Linked DNA regions of Homo sapiens: region 2 is linked to region 1. A link is an interaction called in ENCODE POLR2A ChIA-PET data of the cell type or tissue named here. Cell type or tissue: A673. All regions are shown on one strand.

Region 1 (5,000 bases):
TTAAAAAATAGGTTTTAATATCTGATAGCATAAGACCCTTCAGCTGTATTTTTCTTCAGGATTGCCTTTGGCTATTCTTGGCCCATTATATTTCCATATAAATTTTAGAATCAGCCTGTCAGTTTTTGTAAAAAAATAAAAAATAAAAATAAAAAAACCCTACTGAGACTTTGATTGAAATTGCTTTGAAGCTATAAATTAATCTGGGGAAACTTAACATCTTTACAATCAATATTGAATCTTCCAATCCGTGAACATTTATTGCTTGCCTTCTAAATGAATCAAGCAACTTCTCATCTCGTTCTGTGCTCTAGGACTGATTTTACAAAATGAGAATTATCTGTTTCTTCAGAGTATAGCTAAATTGGCCTTTCCTGGGGAAAAGAGACTGAATGTTGTCTATCAGCTCAATTTCTTTTATGGTTATTGCTCAGGTACAATTTTCTATTTTGATAACTTTTTTATTCTGAAAGGCAGTGTAATATAGTTAAAGATATGGGCTCTGGAGCTGGATAACCTAAGAAATCCTAGGTCAGCTATTTATTAGTTATATTAGTTAATGTGACTTTGAGCAGGTTACTTAACTTGTCTAAGCTTCAGTTTTCTCCATATTAAATAAAAATAACAGTAACTATCTCGTAAGGTAGTTATGAGTACTAAATGATTTAATATAAGTGAATTACTTAGATGAGTACCTGACACATTGTAAACACTCAGTAAATGTTACCTTTTATTAAATTTTTCCAACAAATTGCTTTTTATCTAGGTTTTCAAAATTATTGATATATTCTTAGTAGTCTCTTTAGTTTCATTTATAGCACAAATTAGATCTGATTGTTGTTATGTTTTTCTTTTTGTTTTGCATAGATGTGCTGGAGTTTCAACTTACCAGATAGACTTTTCTTTTTTTTGAGACAGAGTTCCACTCTGTTAGCCTTGTCGCCCAGGCTGGAGTGCAATGGCAGGATCTTGGCTTGCTGCAACCTCTGCCTCCTGGGTTCAAGCAATTCTCCTGCCTCAGCCTCCCGAGTAGCTGGGATTACAGGCACCCATCACCATGCCCAGCTAATTTTTGTATTTCTAGTAGAGATGGGGTTTCACCATGTTGGCCAGGCTGGTCTTGAACTCCTGACCTCGGGTGATCCACCCACCTCGGCCTACCAAAGTGCTGGGATTACAGATGTGAGCCACCGTGCCTGGCCTCAGGTAGACTTTTCAAAAAACTAGTTGGTTTTGTTTGGTCAGTTCTATTGAATTTGTTTGTGGTTTTAAATTTTTTTAAAATTTCTACTTTTATCTATTTCCATTCATCTATTTGTGTTTATTTTGCTATTTTTGTTCTGTTTTTTTTAGCTTCTTGAGTTAAAAACCTAAATGCCCAAAATAACTTGTAAGGCTATAAATTTCCCTGAGTATTGCTTCAGTTGTATCACGAAAGTTTTGAAATGTAGTTTGTCTCATGGTTGTATAAGTTCCATTTTTATTTCTTATTTAATACCCAAGTATATAGTTGAGGGATTGATGTTATCATTGGTGATTATTTTTCTCCCTGTGTCCCTCAGACCCATAATTCCACCCTGATCATTATGGACTGCATCACTGCATTCCCTTGTCCTCTGGGTTCCATTTAGGTTCGGCCAGTGGGAAGGACCTGCAGATCAGAGGATGGAGGAAAGAGCGCCAGAGAGGTTTGGGTGTTTCTTGTCTGAATTCTTTCCCTCTACGGCTACTATTTGTTAGTGATTGCATTCCTGTACCTAAAGCCACAACTTTTTTTTTTTTTTTGACAGGGTCTTGCACTGTTGCCTAGGCTGGAATGCAGTGTTAACCATCATAACTCACTGCAGCCTCCAACTCCTGGCTCAGGTGATCCTACCACTTCAGCCTCTCAAGTAGCTGGGACTACAGGCAGGTGCCACCATGTCCAGCTAACCTGTAACTCTTATCACGGGATTCTTCTTGGGAAAGGCTAGGAGCAGCCATCTTATTTCCTGTGTTTGGGCTTTACCACCTATGAGACCTGTAACCCCCTCTACCCCTATTACCACTTTCATTCAACTTAGATCTCAGGCCACTGACTGAGAAAGGCCTTCTTTTGAAGAGCTGAAAGCTTGTAAGGCATGTTTTCTTGCCATCTACCACTTGATTACTCAGCCAGTGGAACATATTTCAGGTTCTGCTGAGTCAGCCCTACTTCTAGATACTAAGTACTGTGTCACCCATACATCCTAATGCACAGTGACTGGTTTTTGGCACCAGGGACTTGTTTCGTGGAAGACAGTTTTTCCAGATGGAGGATGGTTTCAGGATGAAACTGTTCCACCTGAGATCATCAGGCATTAGTTAGATTCTCATAAGGAGCTCACAACCTAGATCTCTCACATGCACATTTCACAATAGGGTTCCTGCTCCTATGAGAATCTAATGCTGCCACTGATCTGACAGGAGGCGGAGCTCTGATAGTAACGCTTGCTCACCCACTGGCCCACCATCCTGCTGGCCTCGGGCTGTATTCCTAACAGGCCATGGACCGGTACCAGTGCTGTGCAGGCCTGGGGGTTGAGGACCCCTGTTAATGCAGTAAACAGGAACCTGTCTATGTGCCATAAGCAGAAAGGAATTTAACATAGGGAATTAATGGTTAGATTATCATCGGAAGGCCTACAGGATCAAGCTCTATCAAAGTTGCTATATGCTCATGAAGACAAGAGCACGTGATCATGATCATAGTTACAATCCAGGAATTAGAAGCCATCACCACTTTGGGAGTCCGAGGCGGGCGGATCACCAGGTCAGGAGATTGAGACCTTCCTGGCTAATGCTGTGAAACCCCATCTCTAGTAAAAATACAAAAAGAAATTAGCCGGGCTTGGTGGCGGGCGCCTGTAGTCCCAGCTACTCGGGAGGCTGAGGCAGGAGAATGGCGTAAACCCAGGAGGCTGAGCTTGCAGTGAGCCAAGATCGCGCCACTGCACTCCAGCGTGGGCGATAGAGCAAGACTCTGTCTCAAACAAAACAAAACAAAACAAAACAAAACAAAAGCCATCACCACATCTGCCTCTCAATAACCTAACAAAGTGATACCTTGGTATTGGAACTTGGAGTCTCTCCACTGTCTCTACCACACCTGCAGCTGTGTTATCAAGAAGCTGGAGAATCCATATTGGAATACTGCTATAGAAACATTTTGCCTCCACAGCTTTGTTTCATAGCAAAAAAAAAAAAAAAAAAAAAAAAAAAAAAAAGAGAGAGAAGGATGGAGGGAAGAGAAGGAATGAGAGAACAGACAAATGAAAGAACAAGGCCAGCAGTGGGGGGATCACTTGAGGCCAGCAGTTTGAGACCAGCTTGGGCAATATAGAGAGACCTTGTTTCTACAAAAAATTATTTTAAAGAATTAGCTGGGCATGGTGGCATGCATCTCTAGCCCTAGCTACTCAGGAGGCTGACGCAGGAGGATTGCTTAAACCCAGGAGTTCAAGGCTGTGATGAGCTTTGATGAGGCCACTGCACTCTGCCTTGGTGACAGATTGAGACTTTGCCTTTATTTAAAAAAAAAAAAAAAAAAGAACAGTTGAAACAAAAGCCAAAGAAGCAAAAAGTGGACTTCTGCTCTTCTTCCACCTTCCAAATCTCTTACACCATACACCTACTTGGGGAAACCCTGATTTATATCTAGAATCCTAGCTGCAAGATAATTTGGGAAATTTCAGATGTAGCTTTCCTGCCTCTGTAACACAAGAGATACATTGGAAGAAGGATTATAGAATAGAGATTGAACAAGCCAAGCCAATTTACCATATCTATCTTAGGGCTGAACCTCTCTTCCCCTAAGAAAATTTAACTGTGATTTTTTTTTTTTTGGTATATTTGTTGTAATACTGTTATTTTAATGATCTTCAGATAGAAATCAGAGTCATTCATGTATTGAGACTTACCTAGAGAATTACATGCTGCATGAAAGTTAAAAACTTAAATCATGCAGAGTTTTGGATAATATTCCAACAACATCCCTTCCCTTAAAACAAACTCTTTGAGGTATCTTGTTTTAATTTCTGTTTCTTGGATTATTTGTAAATTTTACTGTACTATATTTTGGGTCATTTGTATTTCTCCTTCCAGTGATCACTTTGAGTCCTCTTAGTCTGAGAGGACTAGATGTGCACTGAAAGATGATAATATAAGAGAAGGACTAAGGGAGGAAAGAAAGAGTGAAGTGCCCAGGCCCAATTCCCATTTCTTGCCCTAGAATCTGATTACCCATTTTATCAGAGCTAGATTCCGTATGTACTTTCAATGTTAATTCCATTATATTGGAGCCTGACTCCTCCTCCTATAAGATCATTTGTTTTAATTAGAATCTTCTACCATCATTCTACTCTAAGAGGCTGAATTGAGAAGGACAGTATAACCTCAGTCTTGGACCTCTCAGGCTAAACAGCAACAGAACAAAGTTTAGAAAATGATGGATACTATGTCTAATGTGAATATTAACAAAATAAGCATGAAATACCAAGATTGTTGTTTTACTCTGTTATCGTCATCATTAATTACAGTGTTTTGAGAGTAAGAATTCTCCAATTACTTTAGAAAGGTATTAAAGTTCTGATGTTGCTTTCTTAACTGTTTTTTAGACAGGGTCTCACTCTGTCACCAGGCTGGCCTCCAATAGAACAATCACTGTTCACTGCAGCCTCCACTTCCCAGGCTCAGGTGATTATCTCATCTCAGCCTCCCAAGTAGCTGGGACTACAGGCATGTGCCATCATGCCCTACTAATTTTTTCTTTTTTTTTTTTTTTTTTGAGATGGAATTTTGTTTTGCTCTTGTCGCCCAGGCTGGAGTGCAATGGCGTGATCTCGGGTCACTGCAACCTCCACCTCCCGGGTTCAAGCGATTCTCCTGCCTCAGCCTCCCAAGTAGCTGGGATTACAGGTGCATGCCACCACACCCTGCTAATTTTTGTATTTTTAGTAGAGATGGGGTTTCGCCATGTTGGC
Region 2 (5,000 bases), 52 kb before region 1:
ACAGTAGGTTCCTCTTATCCTGTTAGAACATAGGCTAGGCCGGGCAGGGTGGCTCATGCCTGTAGTGTTAGCACTTTGGGAGGCCCGAGGTGTGTGGATTACCTGAGGTCAGGAGTTCGAGACCAGCCTGGCCAACATAGTGAAACCCCGTCTCTACTAAAAATACAAAAATTAGCTGGGTATGGTGATGGGTGCCTGTAATTCCAGCTCCTCAGGAGGCTGAGGCAGGAGGATCACTTGAACCCGGGAGGCAGAGGTTGCAGTGAGCCGAGATCGCGCCATTGTACTCCAGCCTGGGCAACAAGAGCGAAACTCCTTCTCAAAAGAAAAGAACGTTGGCTACATAGAAGCTTAGAACCTGAGTACTGCTTATCTCTAGTAAATACCAGTGGTACCTGGAACATAGTGCAAATTCTATAAACATTTGTAGAATCTATGTCCATGAAGCTGCAACATGGAAAACGAGCTTTCAAATTAAAGCAAGACAGACACCAGTAAGACACAAAAGGAATTACTTGATAGTCAAAGTAAAATCTATACATTGCTGAGTGCTGTGGGTCTTTAAGAAGAGAGTCACTCATCTGTCTTAGGGGTTTTACAAATTCACTAGCCTAAGTAATTTATAGTGGTTATTCCCAACACCATGATTTAATACTTCACAGCATAGAAATGAAGTCTGGCTAGTTATAAATAAATGATCACTGAGCTATTATGTGCCGATCAATATTCTAATGCTTTCCATGTATCAGATTATTTAATCTTCACAATTCTATGAGTACTATTCTTTTTTTTATCTATAAAATGGTACTCTTTAGTCCCAAAAGGTTAAATAATTGGCCCAAAGTTGACCAGATCATAGCTGGTGGATCTGGGACTTAAATTCAGACTGCTGCACGTGGGCCATTCATTTAAGCCTGAAGATAAATTTAAACAGGGCAAAAATATTAAACAGGAAGAACAATAGATTGATAAAATTATGGCACAGGAATTAGGCGAAATTATGGCACATGAATTTTCTCCATGGCTTGCTATGCTATGTGGATCTTTTCAAATTCCATATTGCTGTAACATTCCTGGGGATATTGTTGATGTACTAACTTTTTCCCTTTAATAATGTCTCTTAAAAAATGTGGTTTCAAATGAAAGAGATAAATATATTCATGCCAAACTAGAGAGACATTATAATGAACCCCTGCATCATGCATCTTTTTTGAGACGGAGTCTCACTCTGTCACCCAGGCTGGAGTGCAGTGGCGTGATCTCGGCTCACTGCAAGCTCCGCCTCCCGGGTTCACGCCATTCTCCCGCCTCAGCCTCCTGAGTGGCTGGGACTACAGGTGCCCACCACCATGGTCGGCTAATTTTTTGTATTTTTAGTAGAGATGGGGTTTCACTGCATTAGCCAGGATGGTCTTGATCTCCTGACCTCATGATCCACCCCCCTCGGTCTCCCAAAGTGCTGGGATTATAGGTGTGAACCACCGTGCCCAGCCCTCATGCATCTTAAACAACTCTGAACACATAGACAATCTTCATGTATGCTGTGCTCCCCCCAAACTCATACACACACTGGATTATTTCAAAGCAAATGATGATGTACTATTAACAGCCATCTTTATTCTTTCCCAAAATAATTTGAGTCTAAAATGCATATAATTTCTTTATTTCAAAAAAATCTACAAAAAATTGGTAGCAGTACAGGGAACAATTCTAAGGGGGGGGGGGTTGTTATCAAAAAGCAAGCCATTGGACATTAGGAAAAAGAATTTCTTTGCCTGGCACCATGGCTCACGCCTGTAATCCCAGCACTTTGGGAGGCTGAGGCGGGTGGATCACTTGAGGTCAGGAGTTTGAGGCCAGCCTGGCCAACATAGTGAAACCCCGTCTCTACTAAAAACACAAAAATTAGCCAGGCGTGGTGGCAGGTGTCTGTAATGCCAGGCACTTGGGATGCTGAGGCAGGAGGATGGCTTGAACCCGGGAGGTAAAGGTTGCAGTGAGCTGAGATGGCGCCATTGCACTCCAGCCTGGGCAACAGAGCAAGACTCTGTCTCAAAATAATAATTTCTCAAAAATCACTAAGTAATCTCTAAGTGATACATACTTGGTAACATGAGAATATTTTAGGTGCCACATTATAGCAGGAATTAAATTTAAATTTTGAAAGTGTTTTATAAGTTTTAAGAAAACTCACAAGGGTTTCTGTGCCTATTATGCAGACAAATATCATTCCCAAGCATAGGGAGAGGTCAAGAAGCAATTAAGTACCAAAGTATACCTGTTTATCTTCCAGTGGGTCAGGCTCTCCTTTACTTGACTCAGAGCTGACATCATCTTCATCAGAACTGTTGATGATTTCCTCCTCATCAGAGGGAAGGTCACCAAGACCAAGATCATTCTGTTCCTCCTGGGATGCTCCTGAACTGCATTCAACAGAAAGCAGGTATTAGTCACCTTCAATAATAAGAAGTGCTAGCAAAACAAAAACCAAATCAACATCTTATCTTCATAATGCAAACAAGATATATCTAAGGGATGTGGAAGAATGAAAAGACCCAGATCAGCCAACTTTCCCTTCCTTCACCCTGTCTCAGCTGCCAAAAACTCAAATTAATTTTTTGAATTTTTAATGTTAAGAAGGTGGGTGGGAAGCAAGTTTCCCAGCTGCTCCCATCCTATGCTTCTATATATCCCTCCCAAAGAAGATCAGGTCTCTACTCCTAGAATAAACTAAGAAGCTTTACAGAAAGTGAGCTGGTTTACCATAAAAGGCTGCCAGGTATACCAGAAGAATTGCTGTTTCCTTGGGCCTTGGTGTTTAAAACAACAACAAAAAACAAGTAACAAATCTATGAGGACTCGGGGGTAATAATGGTGACGACAATCAACAGTGCAGGTGCAACTGTGAACATGTACCCTGCTCTATGGTTATCACTGTTCTGTTCACAAGACATGGGGAGGAAGAGGAAATGTTACAAATTCTCAGATTATGCTCAAGACCTGCTGCATTAGAACTACGAGGGGCCCAGGGCCCAGCAATTTGCCCAGCAATTACAACTACCTGGGGCACAGGGCCTAGCAAATAATAAGTAAGCTTGTTTAATGCTTTCCAGGTGATTCTGATACAAGCTGAACTTGGAAAACCACAGAGCCAGGCCATTTACCAATTCCTCCTTGCCAGCCTGATATCATCAAGGTTCCTCCGTTTGTTTTAATATAGATCTCATGAATCTAAAAGCCACTGTTGCAATCCAATCTGTGGGGGGAATTCCATAGGAAAGTTCCCTAAGAAGAGATGAAAATAATTCCTTCTAGCATTGGCTGGAAAGATTCAGGAGCCAATTGCCTGTAGCAACTGCTTTTCTGTCGTAAGTCTACAAGAATATCTGCAGAATAGAAGAGTATAGGTGGGGTCAGTAAAAGATCCACAATCATCAGGAAAAACACTCAAGCAGAATAAGGAGACAGTTGCATTCCACTCTGGCAGGCTCTTTCAGCAGGTCACAGGCAGGTCACTCAACAGCCAAGGTTACAAGTTACGAGAATCTCTAATGGGAATCTTAAAAGCTAAAGATAAATTTTCTGCCAGTTCCTGATTACACATGGTAGGATACAGACTTGCCTCAGAAGCCATTCCTGGAGCCCAACTGTTACACAAACCAGCTGGCTGGAGGCACAGTGCCAAAAGGAACACCTCTCACTGCTAAAGACGGGGTTTTCCATTACTCAATGGCTGGGGCCTCTGGGAGTCATATCATAGCCTCGTAAGGTGGGTGCATACTTTATCACAGCTCCCCAAGACATGCAGGAGACTCACTCCCCGGGGGTAAGTGGTGGATAGAGGATAGCAACTTTCTGGTTAGATCACTGGCAGGATTCACTGTCTCTGGGTGCAGGGATAAGAGCCAACCCCGCCGGATAGTTAATTGTTGACTGAGATTAGCGAGAGCAAATGAGAGTTAACAGGGTGGACAGACTATAGGATCCAACCATATAGCTAGAAGAAAAGGTACCCCACCACTTGTTTTTATCGTAATTCCTTATCTCTTTATATCTTCTAAAACCCTGTTAACACAACACATGTTCAATTTCCAATCGGCAGCAGCATCACCTGGAAGCTCCTCAGAAAACACACGCTCAGGCCACCCACAACCCACCGAATCAGGATCCGTGCTGTAACAAAATCCCAGTCTATGTGTGAGAAGCTCTGCTCTAAAAGGCTTTTTGATCCAGCCCATCTGGGTACTGTTTTAGACTCCTAAGTATAATAGATTCAGATAGTTAGTAATAGGGCTGTGGCACCTATGAAGAAATTAGGTTTATTTGGCCAGGCGCGGTGGCTCACGCCTGTAATCCCAGCACTTTGGGAAGCTGAGGCGGGTGGATCACGAGGTCAGGAGATCGAGACCATCCTGGCTAACACGGTGAAACCCCGTCTCTACTAAAAATACAAAATATTAGCCAGGCATGGTGGAGGGCGCCTGTAGTCCCAGCTACTCGGGAGGCTGAGGCAGAGAATGGCGTGAACCCGGGAGGCGGAGCTTGCAGTGAGCCGAGGCTGCACCACTGCACTCCAGCCTGGGCGACAGAGTGAGACTCCATCTCCAAAAAAAAAAAAAAAAAAAAGAAATTAGGTTTATTTTGTCTGAAGAGAGGGGTGAAAGGTGTTTCTTGGTCAAACATCATTTGGAAGGCTATTATTAAGAATATAGTAACTAGGTGTTGCCACATCCATTAGGGATACAAGAGGGATTAAAGTACAAAGTGAACATCTGAAAACAAGAAAAAAGCTTTAAATATTAAAACTACATGAATCAAAACACAATGCCATGAAACAAGGAGAGATTTTGGTGTCTCTTCTGAATCCTTTAACTATCTCACTAAACTGCACTTGGTGGTAGACTTGTTTCCCTCATTAAAATGTAAATTTCCAAAGACAAGGAAATTGAAATTGTGTTTTCCAGCTGAATCCTCACCATACAGCCCAACACACAAGAGAC

What was found. ChIA-PET counts read pairs that join two places held together with the same protein. Peaks named below come from ENCODE experiments on the same cell type or tissue, not always from the same donor. Only the 100,000 strongest peaks of a DNase experiment are listed, where the experiment ranks them.
Region 2: POLR2A ChIA-PET joins it to region 1 with 6 read pairs; 14 of 35 experiments call an interaction of 5 or more read pairs at or near these places.

The regions. Positions count from the first base shown.
Region 1 is chr12:95,222,549-95,227,548 of GRCh38, forward strand. All of the region lies in intron 1 of VEZT (vezatin, adherens junctions transmembrane protein), which reads left to right. Among named protein-coding and RNA genes, the nearest start is that of VEZT, 7.2 kb to the left of the region's middle. In A673, no CTCF peak of the experiment used is centred here; no DNase peak of the experiment used is centred here; H3K27ac peaks cover 999 bases.
Region 2 is chr12:95,170,322-95,175,321 of GRCh38, forward strand. FGD6 (FYVE, RhoGEF and PH domain containing 6) reads right to left here. Exons shown (of 21, transcript NM_018351.4): 3 at 2,279-2,423. Among named protein-coding and RNA genes, the nearest start is that of FGD6, 45 kb to the right of the region's middle. In A673, no CTCF peak of the experiment used is centred here; no DNase peak of the experiment used is centred here.